Linked DNA regions of Homo sapiens: region 1 is linked to region 2. A link is a loop called in an ENCODE intact Hi-C map of the cell type or tissue named here. Cell type or tissue: heart left ventricle. All regions are shown on one strand. Each heading gives the region's core, and the rest is flanking DNA. Links, peaks and the distances in the headings are about the cores only. Region 1 has its middle 89 kb from the start of NMNAT3. Region 2 overlaps CLSTN2 (calsyntenin 2).

The links. Hi-C counts contacts between places; a loop is a spot of excess contacts. Peaks named below come from ENCODE experiments on the same cell type or tissue, not always from the same donor. Only the 100,000 strongest peaks of a DNase experiment are listed, where the experiment ranks them.
Region 1: it touches region 2 in a loop (5-fold over the local background); 1 of 110 quality-filtered maps calls a loop at or near these places.

The regions. Positions count from the first base shown.
Region 1 is chr3:139,765,830-139,768,645 of GRCh38, reverse strand. No RefSeq gene overlaps it. Among named protein-coding and RNA genes, the nearest start is that of NMNAT3, 89 kb to the right of the region's middle. In heart left ventricle, for the core only: no CTCF peak of the experiment used is centred there; no DNase peak of the experiment used is centred there.
Region 2 is chr3:140,089,920-140,092,735 of GRCh38, reverse strand. The region is part of intron 1 of CLSTN2 (calsyntenin 2); the gene reads right to left. Among named protein-coding and RNA genes, the nearest start is that of CLSTN2, 160 kb to the right of the region's middle. In heart left ventricle, for the core only: no CTCF peak of the experiment used is centred there; a DNase peak (open chromatin) is centred at 1,365.

The DNA.
Region 1 (2,816 bases), core at 168-2,667, 320 kb after region 2:
TCATGCACACAAACACACACACATCACATTCATGCAACAGTATTATTGAGGGCCTGCTTTATGCTAGGCACTGCTCTTAGTTCTGGGGACACACCAGTGAACAAAACAGACAAACTGCCTTCTCTGAAAGGACAAGAGGCAAAATTAAAAAATAAACCGTCCAAGAAAGCAAAATGATTGCAGATTTGACAACTGCCATAAGGAAATTATAGGCTGATATGATAGAGTACCAAAGGATTGGGGCTGGTGGGAGATACTCCTAACATGGGCAGTTAGGAAAGGCCCCTCTGATGAGATGAACTGTGAGCTGACCACACATGGGGCACCCACCACATCAAGCATCTCAAAGTGCCACTAGCCCTCACACTGGCGTGTGCTTCCCTACTATTTATTTTGCCTGAAATGTCCTCTCCCCTTCTCCAGCTCCCTAATCCTTGCTTATCCTCCAAGACTAATGTAAGATGTCACCTCTGCCAATAGCAAGCCTTTCTTGACCCCCAAGCTGGACTAAACACCCGTCCTCTGGGCTTGCACAGCTCCCCGGCATCCGTATATCACGGGCCTAGGCCCCAGAATATAATTTCCTATTTACTTGTCAGTCTATCCCACTGGATAGAAGTTGCTCCAGGACCAGGCAAGATTTCATAAAGTCCAGAGCACCAGGCTGAGGAGTCTGGGCTTGCTAAGGAGGGAGCCTATTGTAAAAGCTGGAGCCATGGGGTAGCAAAATGTAAGAGAAATATATCTCCATTCTGGCCATTTTTGACAGCTCGCTTTATTGCCTAAAAGGAAAATTCACTTGATGAACTCTGGGCCTGAAGATGCTTAAAAGATAAATATTTTTGAAACAGAGAAGCTACCCTTTGGAAAAATCAAAGCTTTTCTTTCATGTCAGTTTAAAAGATTTATGAGGCCTACTCCTTGCTGCGTCTCTGGGTAGATGTTGCCTGTGAATGCATTAATGAGTGGTAAAGAAACCTCAGAGCGGTGTGGTAAGTATGTGCCACCAGACACCAGACCACTGTCTCATTGTGACCCTTGCCAGGGGTGGGGGCTGGTTCCTGGGGCCATCACACACAAAATTGGCTGTATCAAAGCTCTTGCACAAGCTTTTGCAAGCAGCGTCTTGCTATAAATAAGCCCTGAGCTTGGAGCTGGGGAGATCTAGACACACTCACACTTCAGTACACTCACAACCCGAGATGTGTCAAGATTCATTTGGATATAAGTGTCAAGAACCCAACTCAGACTGGCTAACACAAAAAGGACTTTATAGGCTCACAAAACTGCCAAGTCTAGTGGTATGTTTGCCTGCAGGCCCGAGCAGATCAGGAGCTCAAATAGACTTGGAGGACCCAGGCTCCAGACCCCTCAGCTTTGTCTACCTCCATACTACTGTCACTCTCATCTGACCTCCCTGTACAAATGGGACCCAAGACTCTAGGCTTCCATCCCATCAGCTCAGCAAACCCAGAAGAAAAATGAGGCCTTGTTCCCAAGAGTTTCCTCAGGAATCCCAGGAGTAATTCTGATTGGCCAGTTTGAGGTCATGTGATAACCCCCAAATCAGGAAGGTCAGGTCAGCTCCAGCTCACCAGAGTGCAGAGTTCAGAGGAGTGTATCCTTGAGGAAAATCACAGCAATGCCACCTTATAAGAAAGAGGGGAATGGGAACTAGATCAACAAAAGCAAGAAATGCCCACCACACTGGACAAATCACTGCACCTCGCTGGGACTCAATTTTATCACATGCAATACAAGTGTGTCTATAACACAAGTGATTGGTCTACCCTGGGCAAACTCTAAAATTCTTTGAAATACCCAAAGAATTATATAAACTGAAGGCTGAAAAAGATTTATAGAAATGTTTTAGTGGGTCAGACCTGATGTTTTACCTAGGTGTATTGAGGTTTCAGGAAAGAAGTAGAGAGATGTCAGGAAGTACAACAATGCCCCCTGCTCACATCCCCCATAGAGCCAAACCCAGCACGGATGGTCTGACTCCAAGAGCAAAGTGGTGATTGGCTCCCCCGTCACATGGGTTCTTCCCCAGGCTCAGCACCTTTGGGCCTGGAGCAGTGCTTCTCAGATAGGAAAGTTTTTGCTGCTAGGGGACATTCAGCAAACTCTAGAGACATTTTTTATTGTTGTGATGCAGGGAGGATTGAGAGGTAGAGGCTGCTACTGGCCTGTGGAAGGTAGAAAGCAAAGATGCTGCCAAATATCCTAAAATGCACAGGACAGTTCCCACGACAAGGAAGAGTCTGGTCAAACACATCCATAGTGCTGAGGTTGAGAAACCCGGGTCTAGTGGGAACTGTTCTAGAGCACCTGCTATGTTCACCCAGGACTTAGGTGTAATGAATCCTATAATTTATACACAATTGCAATCAAGGAAAGTCACCATGGCTGCAGTGTGGATAATAGCTTGCAAAGGGGCATGAGAGGAGGAGCAGGGGAGACAACTTAGGAAGCAAATGCCATACTCCAGGTGAGATCAGGGCTGGCTCATGGGCGTAATATGACTTGTGCAGTCACACAAAGCCCCACACTCAGAAGGGCCTCCCCTTGGTTTAATGCTGTCCTGTCACTGTCTTGAAATTCTTAATAACTGTTGAGCAAGGGGCCCTACATTTTCATTTTGCAATGGGCCCTGCAAATCACGCAGCCATTCCTGGATGAGAGATACAAGGGCCTGAATCAGGCCAGAGATAATAACGGTTTGAACCAGGGCAGTAGCAAAGAGGACAGAGGGACCACCCCCTCACTGGGAAAGCATCACCCACTTTTCTAGCTCCCCAAAGTCATGGGCACCT
Region 2 (2,816 bases), core at 33-2,532:
CTCGTGTTGTAATTAACTTGCTCGAGTCCACAGGAATCAGGTTTGAGAGCAGGGATCAGACAGAGGTCTTCTGACTTCCAGCCTACTGCTCTCTGCAAAGTGACTTCACCTGATGGTTTCCCAAGGCTCATGCACCAGCCCGGCACACCCCGCAGTGGCTGGGAGCACAGTCCTGGGAAGAAAGACCTCATCAGTGGGCCTCCCAGCTCTGCAACCTTAGCAAGACCCTAAGCCTCTCTAACACTTAATTGCCCATGAATAAAATAAACACACCCCACTCTAAGCCTCCTTCCAGGAGAAACAGATAATGTTTGTCAATACTGAGTACAATTTAGTGAACACCAGCTTCTTCCCATGAAATGTTCAGTTCTCTGTGCCCAGGACTGAGAGCAAAACAGGGGCATGTCTCTCATCCTTACAGTTTTATCAAGAGGCTCACTTTTTTCCTGGCAGAATTATCCAGCATGTCCAAAAGTGTGTTCCCAAGTGATGACTGTGGGAGGATTCTTCAGTGAATTGAACAGTAAGACAGCATCCCAATTCCTAAACACTTCTAAGTAGGGCCAGGAGGTTTGAGGGGGCACACAATGCACTCTCAGGAGCCTCATAGTCTCATCAAGGATCCAGATGCTGAAGTATTCTCACAGCAGCCTTTGCAGACAGACTTAGAGGGTGGGGCTGATCCAACGGGCTGGTAGGGAATCCCAGGACCTGCTCTCTGTAAAGCTTCCTGGATTGAGGCACAGCCAGACTTGAATTAGAGAATCCTTACTTATTCAACAAACATTTACTGAGCATCTACTATGTACTGGGCATTGACTGGGGACTAGGAATACCACGAAGAATGGAGAAAATTAGACAAAGCAAATGGAAATTGCATTGTTGTATGGTGAGGCAATAAAAGCGAACACAGAGGCTATTGTTCCCATTCATAATGGAACTTTAAAACACAATATAACTTTTAAGTACATCATCAACAAAATCCCTAATGGGATATTGTTCCTTCTGTGTTTGTTTGAGGCTTTGTGTTTGGCCCTGAGGAACCACAGAAGGCCCAGAGTGGAGCTGTGGATGGCCCACGCCTTCTGCATTTCAATATCAAAGTGAGGAAATGTTTTCATTTCCTGAGTAATTTCAAAAAATGATTTCATAGAGAAGTGCAGCAAGTCAGCATAAACATTTTTTAAATGTCTTCAAACTGTACACAGATTTAGGTAATGAAATGTTCTGGGCTTCTGTGACTGCCACATACCGCCCAGGCAGGCTCTGGTGTTTTCTAGGAATTCCTTCCCCCAAGGAAGGCAGCTACTCACTGGCACGGCTCCCTGAAAGCAGTGGTCTGTTGGGTACAGCCAAGGAATGGGTGTCCAGGATGAGGGCTGCCTGTGTGTCTGGATTTTGCACTGCTTTGTTAAGGCTCAAGAGTCTGTTCAGGACATATTACCAAGGGTATGCTCTTCCAGCTGAGTCATCTCTCCCTGCCCGCAGCTGCTCTGTGTGGTCTGCCTCATGCTGTTGGGCACCTTATGTTTATCAAGCACTGATTATCCATCAGGCACCAGTCTCCATGTTTGTGCACAACAATCCTTACAGCAGCTTCATGAGGTTGGGGTCATTATCCCACGTTTAAAATAAAGAAATGGTGACTGGCTCTAGAAAGCCACCAACCTCCCCAGGGGACACAGTTGTCGACAGAGTCAGTCTGGGCCACTCCACCACATTATGTAGGAGCAGCCCAGAGTTCCTCAGAACTCCTCTACCCATCACCAGGCTACCTACATGCAATACACCTTCTCTTAGGATCAGATTCCCAGTTCCAAATCTGGCATTTGAAGGCCTCTAACTTCCTACCACAAAGCTCTGTTTTGACCCCCTGACCAGTAGTACCCTTTCCTGCCCCCGTACACCTCCTTTAATGGTCTATCTTGCCCTTACTATGTCCAGCCTGCTTCTGAGTCTTGATTCCTCACTTCAGAAACTTCACCCTAAGTTTGCCCTACCCTTCAAGGATCAGTCAGCCTCACTTCCTCCAGGAAGTCTTTCCTGGCTGGTGTAGCCCACTCTTCCCATGAGATTCACTGTTCCCTATTTTCTGTGTTAGTGTTGTGCCTCCAACAGGACTTACGCTCCCAGAATAAGGGGTCATGCTTCATCTTGCTTCCACCCACATCACCCGACATACACTAGACAGCATTAAGCAACTGACCTGCATTTGGCCATCCATTATTGATAGTACCTTTGTTTTTTCTCACTGATCTTCAATGTAGCAGATTCATCAATATAAAAGAGCTGAAAAAGGCCAGGCATGGTGGCTCATGCTTGTAATCCCAGTGCTTTGGAAGTCAAGGTGGGAAGATTGACAGAGCAGGATTATTGCCATCTTGGACAAGTATTATTTTAAAATTCACCTTAATCAAAAACCACCTAAATCCAAAGGGCATCAGCCTAATGGCTAAGGTCAGCATGACCATAAACCACAAATAACATCTCCAACCAGAAACATTCCAAATTCCTCCCCAAGCAGAGACATGCTTCCCCCAAGATAACCCCCCTTCAGCCGGGAAGATGCCAGCCCCGAGACAACCCACCTCCTGCCAGAAAGATATCAGCCCCAAGATAACCTCCCCTCCATCCAGAGACATTCCAGCTCCACCATAAATTTCTCCCCCACACAGAAACATTCCAAGCTTGTAATAAGCCCCCTCACCCTAAAACCAATATATACTCAGTCTGTTAAAAAAAAAAAAAAAAAAAAAAAAAAAAAGCCAATCCTAGCTGAAATCAGCCAGGAGCCCCTCTCAGGTTTTTTCTCTAAA